Regions from separate parts of the Homo sapiens genome. Here region 2 is linked to region 1. A link is a contact called in ENCODE Hi-C or POLR2A ChIA-PET data. All regions are on one chromosome and are shown on one strand. The core of a region is the stretch at or near the end of the contact, and the rest is flanking DNA. Distances in the headings are between cores, read along the strand shown.

Region 1 (6,337 bases), core at 1,739-4,238:
CAAAAAATTTAACATTTTGCAAATTTATATTATCCTTTAGTAGAAGGAAAAATATTGTAAATGGTAAATTATAATATTCAAAGTCCAAACCGAGAAAACAATCTCCAGTCAGATCATTGAATAGCAAAGCGGTCTGTTCCAAAAAGAATCTTCAAAACGCCCACTGTTTATGTTTTGCACAACTTTAAAGTTTTAATGCTAATAATGACTCAATTTAAATGGAGATATCTTTAGGCTGTTATTGCCCTAAAATAATCAATATATTTTATGACTCACACAGCCCATCTTGGCTTCCAGACTGGCCTGTGGATATTATGTTAATAAGCTACATCTGGACAGCTGAGCAACAACATCAGTAATAGAAAGGAGGGTAAATTTAAGCCTCGAGTTTTAAGAACAAAGCTGAAACAACAGGCCTTGAAAATACAGCTACGGCCGGGCTCCATGGCTCACGCCTGTAATCCCAGCACTTTGGGAGGCCGAGGCGGGCAGATCACGAGGTCAGGAGATCAAGACCATCCTGGCTAACACGGTGAAACCCCGTCTCTACTAAATATACAAAAAAATTAGCCGGGCGTGGTGGCGGCACCTGTAGTCCCAGCTACTCGGGAGGCTGAGGCAGGAGAATGGCGTGAACCCGGGAGGCGGAGCTTGCAGTGAGCCAAGATCGTGCCACTGCACTCCAGCCTGGGCAACACAGCAAGACTCCATCTCAAAAGAAAAGAAAACACAGCTACGAAATAATGCCCAAAGCACTCTTTATTTATACATTGTGCAGGCTGCACACTTTTGTCCCTGGCTCACAGACGGGCAGTAGTGAAAACTGCTTTTCAGATACAAGGCTATAGGTATTAAGGATTACCTAAGTCCTTTCAAAACTTTCTTTTTTTTCTTTCTTTTTTTTGAGACTGAGTTTTGCTCTGTTGCCCGGGCTAGAGTGCAATGATGCCATCTCAGCTCACTGCAACCTCTGCCTCCCAGGTTCAAGCAGTTCTCCTGCCTCAGCCTCCCAGGTAGCTGGGATTACAGGCACGGGTCACCACACCTGGCTAATTTTTGTATTTTTAGTAGAGACGAGGTTTCACCATGTCGGCCAGGCTGGTCTCGAACTCCTGACCTCAGGTGATCCATCCACCTCGGCTTCCCAAAGTGCTAGGATTACAGGTGTGAGCCACCACGCCGGGCGTCAAAACTTTTGACTGCAAGTGCACAACATGTTTTTAAGGACTACCTAAATCCTTTCAAAAGTGGTCCTCAAAAACATGTTGTGCACTTGCATTCATAATAACGGTATTTCTTTCTTCCTGCTAAGCCAAATGCTGGTACAAGCCACTGTGGTATCACACATGGCTTCATCATACTATAGTCACCCTTCAAAGGACATTAAGTAGGCTTCCGCTCCTGATCTGTGCAGACACAACACACACACACGTATCCACGAAAAAAAATCAAAGCAAAGAGAGAAGGCTGGGTGCAGTGGCTCACACCTTTAATCCCAGCACTTTGGGAGGCCGAGGTGGGTGGATCAATTGAGGTCAGGAGTTCAAGACCAGCCTGGCCAACATGGTGAAACCCCATCTCTACTCAAAATTCAAAAACTAGCCGGGTGTGGGGGTGGGCGCCTGTAATCCCAGCAACTCGGGAGGCTGAGGCAGGAGACTCACTTGAGCCTGGGAGGCGGAGGTTGCAGTGGGCGGAGGTTGCAGTGAGCCGAGATAGCACCACCGCACTCCAGCCTGGGCGACAGAGCCAGACTACGTCTCTCTCTCTCTCTCTCAAACACACACACACACACACACACACACACACAGTAAACAGAGAGCACAAATTCACAGCTCCAACTCCACCAGTTATTCAAACACACATTAAGGATGTGCCAATTTTATATAGGGACTTTGTTTTTAAATTCTTCTTAGAAACGACCACGGCTTTGCACCAACTGTGAGTTTTAGCTAAGTACTATGCGGTTTTGAGAAAGTTATTTTACTCTGTAATTTCCGCCGGTTTGGAGAGACCGTGCGTAAAGCAGGTAGCCTGCCACCTCCTGTTACGTTGTGGCTGGGTTTTGAAGGAGTACATTCAGGGGCTTGGCGGCTAACGTCCAAGCCCCACCCTAGCAGGTTGTTAAACTCTAACAACTGTGGAAAGTCACTCGGAAGCTCCAGTTTGACTTGCCCTTTGAGGGGCTGGGTGTCTGTGTTGGGAAAGGGTAGCAGGGGTGGGGGTGGAAAGACACTTTGCACAGATCCTTGTTTGCTTAAGACGAGCCTCTGTGGGCATTCTGGGAACACGTGCACAGCTCCAGCAAAACAAAACGGACCCGGGTTTCTGGGGCAGAGGGAAGCGCAGCCCGTTCTACCGTGTTCAGCGGGGTAACTGCGCTTTGCGGGAGCCCCTGCCTTGTAGCTGGAGCTCGTTTCCTTTCCGTGCCTGGGCGAGCGCTGGTTCTCCAGCCAAGAGCACCCTCCCCAGTTGGCGAGCCCTGGCTCTGGGCGGGACCCGTGCCTGGATCCCCTTCTCTGGAGTTCCGCACCTGGGCTTCGGGAGCTGAAAGCGCAAGGGGGCTACAGGACCCGCTTGTTTATTTTTTCTCCTCCCGAAATCCTGTGTCACCTTCCGACCCGCGTTTTCCCCGTGGTCCTGCATCCGACGGGTCCAGGTTTCTCCCTGCAGCAATTTCCTAAGAGGCTGTCTTCCGTCCCCCTCCTTCCCCACACCATGCCCTCAGCTTCCCCACATCGCCCTCCTTAGGGGTGGGCGCAAACCGAGCTCCCCTGGAACTTACACGTGGCCACAGCGGGTCCGGACAGGCTGGTGTAACACCTCAAGGCACACGGCGCAGTCGAAGGACGTGACGGGCAACTCCGGGTCCCTCCTGCGCTCCAGGGCCCGCGCGGTGGCAGAGGCGGGCGCCGATTTGCCGCTGTCGGTGCTCAGCACGGAGCCCATCGCTGTGCCTCTCGCCCAGACAGCTGCGAAGCACTCAGTGCCTGCCGCAGGGTTGTTTTGTTGCCGTGCGGTGGAGGAAGGAAGTCCCGGCCCAGCTGCGATCGCCGCCTCCCAGCTCTCCCAGCTCGCGCAGCCCAGAAGCCACCTCCGCCGCTGCGCCCAACCCTGGTCTAGGGCAGGGCGAGCGCGCGGCCGCGGGGCTGAGATCTTCGGCAAGCCGCCTAGGTTAAGGCGCGGAGGCGGAGGCGGCAGCCGCCCCGTGCTCTGTCTTGTGGTATTGGGAGGATTGAAACCTGAAACCTCAACTGCAGAGAAGAGGACTTGAGGCAGCAGTAAACCTTCCAAGCTATCACACACAGCTGCTTTCCCCACTGTCAGAAGTTAAGTGCGGGCGTGGCCATGCTTAATGATAATCAGAGAACAGCCGCTTTTAAGGTGAAGTGGAAGACCATCCTCCACTGTTGTCATCACAATAAGCTGCAAAAATGACCTATGACCTATGATTGGGCGTCTCCTAAGACGGTGCTATCGCTACTCTGTCATCCAATCAATAGTCCATTAATGGAGAGATAGCCTGGGTAGTGGAAAGAGTCCTGGAGATTAGGATTCCAATCTTACCTCTCCTACAGAGATTCTAGTGCTAAACCCTGCCATCTCCAGTTTCCTCTGCGGCTCAGGATTTCCTCTGTTGTTTGTACGCTCCCCACCCCGCCCTTTAAACATGATCAGCCAGGCGCGGTGGCCCACGCCTGTAATTCCAACACTTTGGGAGGCCGAGGCGGGCTTGAAACTCCTGCTTGAGGGCAGGAGTTCGAGACCAGCCTGGCCAACATGGTGAAACCCCGTCGCTGCTAATAATACAAAAATTAGCCGGGCGTTAATTTACACTTTTTACGAAGACTTATTTAGTGCCCACTGCACGCCAGACTCGGTTCTAGTGATGAAGACACAATCGTCAACAAGCAAACAAAATCCCAGTTCTCACAGAACTTACTTTAAAAAACAAAAACAAAACTTTGAGATAATTATAGATTCACATACAGTTGTAAGAATAGTACATAGTATATAATACACATATACAATAATATATAATATAACACATGGGATATAATAACGCATATAATACATGTACGTATTTAGCAGGCCATAAACTTCACCCAGGCTTTACTTTTAATTAGGAGATATAGGCCGGGTACCGTGGCTCACGCCTGTAATTTCAGCACTTTGGGAGGCTGAGGTGGGAGGATCACTTGAGCACGGGAGCCAAGATCACACTACTGCACTCCGTCCTGTGCGACAGAGTGAGACCATGTCTCAAAAAACAAACCAAGCCGGGGCAGTGGCTCACGCCTGTAATCCCAGCACTTTGGGAGGCAAGAAGGACAGATCACCTGAGGTCAGGAGTTTGAGACCAGCCTGGCCAACATGGTGAAACCCTGTCTCTACTAAAAATACAAAACTTAGCTGGGTGTGAGCTACTTGGGAGGCTGAGGCACAAGAATCGCTTGAACCGGAAAGGTGGAGGCTGCAGTGAGCCGAGATCATGCCACTGCACTCCAGCCTGGGCAACAGAGGGAGACCCTGTCTCAAAAAACCAAAACAGGCTGGGTGCAGTGGCTCACGCCTGAAATCCCAGCAATTTGGGAGGCCGAGGCAGGTGGATCACAAGGTCAGGAGTTCAAGACCAGCCTGGCCAACATAGTGAAACCCCGTCTCTACTAGAAATACATTTCTTTAGTAAAAATTTTTGTACTAAAAATACAAAAATTAGCCAGGTGTGGTGGCACATGCGTGTAGTCCCAGCTACTTGGGAGGCTGAGGCAGGAGAACCACTTGCACCCAAGAGGTGGAGGTTGCAGTGAGCCGAGACCATGCCACTACACTCCATCGTGGGTAACAGAGCGAGACTCTGTCTCAAAAACAAACAACAAACAAAAGGAAGATACATGTAATCAATCCATAAACAAATGAACAAAATCATTTCAGATAATCAGAGCCATGAAGAAGATAAAACAGTAAATGGCAATGAGGAGAAGAATAAGCTCAGAGAAGAATTTTTGGATGAAGTGACATTTGAGCAGAGCCATGAATAATGAAAAGAAGTGAGCCATTCAAAGATTTAGGAAAAAGCGTGGACTGGGAACAGTGAATGAGGCAGAACCAAAGAAAGGAAAGACCTATGGAGCTGGAGCATGGGTGGTGGGGGGCAGGCGGTGGGGGGGGGGAAATAAGATGAAAAGGTAGTTATTCCCATCTTCAAAAGGAAAACAAAAACCTCCCTTTCATCCCACTTATGCCTCAACTCCTGCCCCATATCCGCTTCAAGGCCAAATCTCTTGATCTGATCCTCTACATTTTGTCATCATTTCTTAATTATTCACTTCTTATTCAGTCCAGTCTGGGTTCTGAACCAACCTCTCCACCTCCATCTGTCCAAAAACTGCTTTATTATCAGTGTCACTGGTGACGTTCATGTAACTAATTCCAATAGATTCTTTTCAGCTATTTTTTTTGCTTGACCCCTCAACTATGTTTGTTAGTGCTGACCATCCCCTCCTTCTGGAAACACTCTGACTTTCCCTCTTTCTTTCTGGCTATTGTTTCTTCTCCCTTGCCAGAGTCTCCTTCTCCACTGGCTCTGGGCTGGAGATCCTAGGATTCTGTCTTAGGACCTTTTCCCTTCTCCTCTCTCTCTCTTTCTCTCTTTCTCTTTCTCTCAAAAATCACACAGGTTCTGTCACTATTTCGGTTCCAAAAACTTTCACATCTTTATCTCTACCCCAGGCCATTCAAATGTCCAATAGCCTAATAGCTTACATGACTGACCATTTGACATAAACACCCTCAGCCCAATGTCTCCAATAATGAACTCATTATAGTAGCAGCCTCCTCCAGTGGTTGATCTCTCTTTTAGCAAATGGCACTATGATCCACTTTATAGCTCAGTCTAGACACCTGGAAGTCATCCTTGATTTCTTCCTCTTCCTCATTCACATTGAATCAAGCATAATCACAATCCTGCCTCCAATATGTATCTCAGTAGTTCTTTTTTTTCTGAGATGAAGTCTCTCTCTGTCGCCCAGGCTGGAAGTGTGCAGTGGCGCAATCTCAGCTCACTGCAACCTCTGCCTCCTGGGTTCAAGTGATTCTCCTGCCTCAGCCTCCTGAGTAGCTGGGATTGCAGGCGCATGCCACCACACCCGGCTAATTTTATTATATTTTTGGTAGAGACGGAGTTTCACCATGTTGGCCAGGCTAGTCGTGAACTCCTGACCTCATGATCCGCCTGCCTTGGCCTCCCAAAGTGCTGGGATTACAGGCGTGAGCCACCATGCTCATTTTCTTCTATTTCCATAGCCACCGCTTATTTTAAATCACTGCATTCTCT
Region 2 (6,337 bases), core at 1,128-3,627, 76 kb after region 1:
TAGGCTCAGCCATAAAAAGGAATGAAGTAATGATTCATGTTACAACATGGATGAACCTTTAAAATATATTGATGAGTGAAGTAATATGTGTACAAAGGCCACATATTGTATAATTTCACTTATATGAAATGTCCAGAATAGGTAAATCTACACAGACAGAAAGTAGATTAGTGATTGCCAGGAGTTGGAGGGCATGGCAGGGTGCAGAATGATAAAAGCCTGTACAAGCCTTCTTTTTGGGATGAACATGTTCTGGAATTAGATAGTAGTAATGGTTGCACAACTTTTGGAATAAACTGAAAACCAATGAATTGTACACTCATCTGAAGGGGTAAATATTATGGCATGTGAATTATATCTCAGAAAAATCTATTTTGGCTAAATTACCATTGAAAGTCCTTTTCAAAGAGTCTAATTCAGCTGTTTTTACTTTCAGCATAAAAATAAATGGCCTTTGAAACTTTTTAGAGTACTAGATAAATAGTATGTTTGCATTTGGGAGTCCTGTTATAAAAAATGTATCTTATAACTTGAGTCACACTAAATTATGTGAGATTCTCACATTATAAAGGGTAAGGAAGTGAATCAGAAGCATTGAAAAGGGATTGTGTGTAACATGTTATCTCTTGCAAAAGGAAATTAAATTTTGGGACCCCAAACTGATTTAGCCAAAGGGAAAAGTCACGCTGGGACTGGTCACGCAAATCTGCCTCCCCCTTTTGGTTCCTAAATAAGATTGCTGCAAGATGAAAAGCTACATCTCTCCCCCGTATTTTGCCCACAAGGAAATTCTTAGTGTGCTGTTAAAACTTCATGGCAATGCAAATTGATAGCTTATCTTTACAGGTGGCCACCCCAGCCCGCCAGACACAAATGCCTATCTGATTGTTCCCCTACCCCATTTTGTCTGTTATCTTATGAAAAATGCAGACTCCCACATTCTTCCTCTGCCCATTTTATGTCATCTTATGTAAAAAATGCAGATTCACTGAGCCAGAGAAAGGCAAGAATTACTATTTTCTCCTACCGCCCCCTTACATGAAAACGGTGTGCTTCTCAATATCCCGCCCTTTCCCCTTTAAATTTGGAGCACTCAAAATCATCTTCGAAGAAAGGCATAGACCTGTTTCCTGGGCTCGTACTTAACTTCGGCAAATAAATCTCCTAAAGTGATGGACTCTCTTATAAATTAATCTGTAGCCAAGGCATGTCATCAATATGTCCTACTGTGCCTTCCTACCTCCCATTTATCAACTTACATGAGAAGCACACATCTTACTTGTCATAAATTATTACCTTAGTGAAAACCTGAGGGTGTCAAGAAGTCGAAAAATTTGAGACATTGACGTTGGGGAAGACACCTTTAATTAGAGCACCATAAAATCATGATAGAATGATACATTTTTCCTTGCCTTATATTTTTGGCATGCAAAACAGAAGGAGCTCAAACAATTGAGTGACACATTAGTAAAATTCCTTTCATTCATTTCTACTTACAAGGCACACACCATTGACCTCACCCCGTCCCCCCCTTTAAAACAATATTTGACCCGCGCCCCCCCCCCTTTAAAGCAATCTTTGAAAAGTTAGGAATGAAAGCCGGTTCAGGACAGTACACAGTACACAAATACTGGCTTCCCCTACCTCCACCACAAGCAAGTAAACATCCTAGCACAGTGTAAAAAGGAAGAGGCTGAGGACGAACCACGCGGACATTTGCAGGCACACCCCTTCCCTGCGACCAACAAAAATGCAGTAGCGCAATTACACTTGAAGGAATTGCAGCACTCACAAAAGCACACATTCTGTTCAATGGTTGAGTCCACATAAAGTGACAGTCCGTTTCTAAAAGCATGGCTGTATTTAAAGGACACATGGTCTGTTCAGGTCCGCTTCAGCGAAACCCCAAGCACTTCCGAGAGATCCACTCCCTCTCTCCGAGCAGGTGCCACTAGCTGCTCCGCCGGCGAGCGTAGGAAGCAGCGCGACCAACCAAATCGGTTGCCCACAACAGCCAGGGACGTCAAAAAGGCCAAACTGCGTGGGAAGCGAGCGTGCGCCTCCATCACCACGACAGCACCCGTCTCGAGGCTCCACCTGCCGCTAGTAGGTGGCTCTCAGCTCTGCTCTGCTAAGGGCGAGCTTGAGAACCCGGCCTACAGTTGTGCACCTCCCCCCGCCCCCGCCCCCGCCCCCGCCCCCGCCCACCGCACTTGTAGCCCCGCCCCGCCCAGGGAGCTTCCGTCACAACACTTCCGGCTCCAGCCTCCCAACCGGCCTCCGTCGTTTTTCACTTCCCTCTCCTCAGCTCTCTTCCCTTGCCCCTACCGTCTCCTTTAACACAGTCACGTGAGGGACGCGCGCGGGGGCAGCTGGGAGTAGTACTGCCGGTTGGTCAGGGTTCGGCCTCAACATGGCGGTTCCGGCCGGGCAGTGACCAAGGTTTTGCCGTCCGAAGGACTAAGTGGTGACTGTCGGCGTCTCCACCTATCGGGGTGGAATGCGAGCACGCGGGGACGAGCGCTGAGAAGCGGCGGTGACGGGAAGGGGGGGGTCAGTGGATTGTGCCCCAGAAACCGAAGCGGCGGCGTCTGTTCCTTCTTGTTTCTAGGCTCCAGTGCGTTCGGGGCCCCGCCCGGCCGGGCCAGGCCGGCGGGCGGCGGCGGTAGCTGCTGCAGCCGCAGGATAACCTCGCAGGGTGGGCCGGAGGGCGGGCGCCGCCGCTGCCTGTGCTGCGGCGATGGCCCAGTGTGTACAATCAGTGCAGGAGCTAATCCCGGACTCCTTCGTCCCCTGTGTCGCTGCGCTGTGCAGCGACGAAGCCGAGCGGCTCACTCGTCTCAATCACCTCAGCTTCGCGGAGCTGCTTAAGCCCTTCTCCCGCCTCACTTCCGAGGGTATGTGGTATCCTCCCTTTTCCAGTGGGCTCCCGCAAAGCCGTGGTCGGGAGAAGGAAGTTGCGGGCGGGCAGGGAAGAGAAGGGCAGTGTTTACGTCCTGGAGCCGGTACCGTGGCGTCTGGGGCTGTGGCCCCGCGGTGCTCCGGGGGCGGCTGGAGGAGGGACCGTGAGGTTGTCAAGACAGCGCAGTCCTAAGCTCCAGTTTCTCTGGGCACTTCCTTTCTTCCTCGGACAACCTAGGTCGTTAAGTAATTGGTGCAAAGATAAACGTGAGTCTTCGAGAACGGCATTGAGACTGTTCTCCACGGCCATAGCGAAGGAATTAGGCACTTGCAAAGCAGCTAAGGTAGGAAAATGCTGCCTCTTAGACCGACAGGGTCTGAGTAAGGAAGACCTGTCATCCTCCCTTGGATGTTAAACTGGACTTTGAAAGTAGTTGTGGATGTTATTACATTCTTGTAGCGTTGAGGGTCATCTCTGTCTGAACTACCGTGTAGCTGTTTTACTAATATATTCTTAGCTATACGGTATTTTGCTTAACCTCTCAAGAAAATTAAAAGTATTATAAGAAGAATAAAACTTGAAGCAGCTTTTTGCCCTAAGGAAGAGGAAGCAAGCCCAAGTTGTGGTTAATTTAACCTGGATATTTGGAGTTATCTATAGTTATAGGGATGGAAATGTCTTCTCTTGTTAATGAATGTCTTGTTAAGAAGCTACCCGTTTTCTCCAGTTTTGGATTTTTTTATTAGGAGAAAATAATGTGGTAAAGCTTCAAGCATGTTTTAGCCAATATCTTGCAAACAACAAAGTCCAAGTAAAGTTTTTTTTGTTAAGGTCGGTAAGAACTGAAGGGTTTCATAATAAGCCTGTGTCAGGCAAACGACTGTGATGTTTGTTAGCTTAATATGACTTATCCACAAAAAAAATCAGTGCTGTACCATTTTTGCGCTACCATGTTTTTTGGGAGAATAGTTCCATTATAAATTAGCTTTTGTTTTTAGCGGAGAGAGGGAGCTGTCCAAAAAAACAAAGTTTGGAAACTTTTGGATTTTCTTTAGCCTGTATCGTAGCCATCAGTCTCAGTTCCTTCAGTGTTGGACTTAAGAGCAACAAAATGCCCTACGTTTTTTATTTTTTTGTTATTTATTTATTTATTTATTTTGAGATGGAGTTTCGCTCTTGTTGCCCAGACTGGAGTGCAGTGGCGCGATCTCAGCCCACCGCCACCTCCGCCTCCCAGGTTCAAGCGATTCTCCTGCCTCAGCCTTCTGAGTAACTGAGATTACAGGCATGCGCCACCATACTCGGATAATTTTTGTATTTTTAGTAGAGACAGGGTTTCTCCATGTTGGTCAGGTTGGTCTCGAACTCCCGACCTCAGGTGATCTGCCCGCCTCGGCCTCGCAAAGTGCGGGGATTATGGGCGTGAGCCACCGCGCCCGGCCTTGAATTCCTAAAAAAACACAAACACTTGAGCTAGTTTTACTTTTATATGTGTACTCTTTCCTTCTTTCTTAATAAATAATAATAATGCTAATACCTGATACTTGCTTTGTGTAACTTTTCTTTTTTAGTCCTCATTGAATCCTGTTATTGCAATTTTAAATTTGAGGACCTTGAAGCATAGAAGTGTTAATTTGTTCACAGTTTTGCGTCTGGGAAAGATTTGAAACAGGCAGTGTGACTCAAGACATTGTGTTCTTAATCATCTTATCTCCTGACAGTATTTAGAATTATGTATTTACACCATAGAGCAGTGCTGTCTAATTGAAATATAATGTGAGTCACAGGTATAATTAAAAAATTTTCGGCCGGGCGCGGTGGCTCACGCTTGTAATCCCAGCTCTTTGGGAGGCCGAGGCGGGTGGATCACGAGGTCAGGAGTTCGAGACCATCCTGGCCAACATGGTGAAACCCCGTTTCTACTAAAAATACAAAAATTAGCTGGGCGTGGTGGTGGGCGCCTGTAGTCCCAGCTACTCGAGAAGCTGAGGCAGGAGAATCACTTGAACCCGGGAGGCACAGTGAGACTCCATCTCAAAACCAACCAAACAAACAACAACAACAAAAAATTTTAGTAGCCACATTAAAAAAGTAAAAAGAAACAAGTGAAATTAGTTTTTTTGTTTTTTGTTTTTTGGAGATGGAGTCTTGCCCTGTTGCCCAGGCTGGGAGTGCAGTGGCGCGATCTTGGCTCACTACAACCTCTGCCTCCCAGGTTCAAGCGATTTTCCAGCCTCAGCCTCCCGAGTAGCTGGGATTACAGGCGCTCACGGCTTATTTTTGTATTTTTAGTAGAGACAGGGTTTCACCATGTTGGCCAGGCTGGTCTCGAACTCCTGACCTCGTGGTCCGCCCGCCTCCGCCTCCCAAAGTGCTGGGATTACAGGCGTGAGCCACCGTGCCCGGCCGAAATTAGTTTTAATACTGTATTTTATTTAACTCAGTATTTCCAAAATGTTACTATTTCAATGTGTAATCAATGTGAAAAATATTCATGAGATATTTTACATTCTTTTTTATTGCTTAGTCTTTGAAATTTGGTGTGCCTTTTATACTTAACATCTCAATTTGTACTAGTCACATTTCAAGTACTCAGTAGCCATATGCAGCTGTTGCCTACTGTATTGGACAGTGCTGTGATAGCGGCTCATTGTCAGTACACTTCTGATTTCCTTCAGGAGACTGGGGAAGATTAGGGAAGGAGTTTTTTTGTTTGTTTGTTTTTTGTTTTGAGACAAGGTCTTGCTCTGTTACCCACGCTGGGAGGGCTGGAGTGCAATTGTATCACCATAGCTCCCTCACCCACTGCAGCCTCAACTTCCCAGGTTCTAGCTATCCTCTTGTCTCAGCCTCCCAAGTAGCTGGGACTACAGGCACATGCCATCATGCCTGGCTAATTTTTAAATTTTTTGTAGAGATGGGGTTTCTCCTTGTTGCCCAGGCTCGTCTCGGACCACTGCGTCCAGCCTAGTGAAGGAGTATAATGAGTTGGACGTTAGTGGACAGGTAGACAGTTGGTAGAAAGCAAGAGGGCAGTCATTCCCTATGAAGGAGTGGTATGAGGTTATAATGGTATGGGCAAAAGGTCTAAATTATGACTGAATGGTTGGGAAACAGGGAGGAAACTCTTACTGGGGTACAGAGTAGTAAGAGGATGCTTAGATAAAGGGAGGACCTTGAATTCTAGGAAAGGGATTTGCGATTTTATGTCTAATGGTAAATGTGAGTAGATTCTTGAGGGTCTGAAACATTTGGACATTAATGAGTTGAAAGTTTTGGAGATTAGTGAGTTGTGTGGTTTATAAGGATAGATATAAGTAGATACAAGTTTTACATTTCAAGATGAACATGGACTATGATAGTAGCATTAGAAATTTGGCAAAGAGGACTTAATTTTTCTTGGTTTTAGTTTTTTGCTGGTATAAATACATTTTA

The links. A loop is a pair of places that touch in the nucleus more often than their neighbours do. ChIA-PET counts read pairs that join two places held with the same protein, here RNA polymerase II (POLR2A). Pooled maps may share reads with other maps.
Region 2: a map of CD8-positive, alpha-beta T cell shows a loop between it and region 1 (14-fold over the local background). The contact joins the promoter of TRAPPC8 here to the promoter of RNF125 in region 1. A Hi-C loop is called at or near these places in 18 of 168 maps with a recorded cell type or tissue (B cell, CD4-positive, alpha-beta T cell, CD4-positive, alpha-beta memory T cell and 11 more), 37 of 37 single-sample maps with no recorded cell type and 25 of 50 pooled maps. POLR2A ChIA-PET finds 5 or more read pairs at or near these places in 36 of 52 experiments (A549, AG04450, B cell and 23 more).

The regions. Positions count from the first base shown.
Region 1 is chr18:32,015,476-32,021,812 of GRCh38, reverse strand. RNF125 (ring finger protein 125) reads right to left here and starts at 2,988. Exons shown (of 6, transcript NM_017831.4): 1 at 2,786-2,988. The coding sequence starts at 2,949. RefSeq lists enhancers at 2,227-2,276, 1,921-2,793, 3,093-3,387, 2,794-3,666 and a silencer at 3,093-3,387.
Region 2 is chr18:31,939,168-31,945,504 of GRCh38, reverse strand. It overlaps TRAPPC8 (trafficking protein particle complex subunit 8), which reads left to right and starts at 2,377. Exons shown (of 29, transcript NM_014939.5): 1 at 2,377-2,897. The coding sequence starts at 2,741. RefSeq lists enhancers at 2,393-2,602, 2,704-3,482 and a silencer at 2,653-2,772.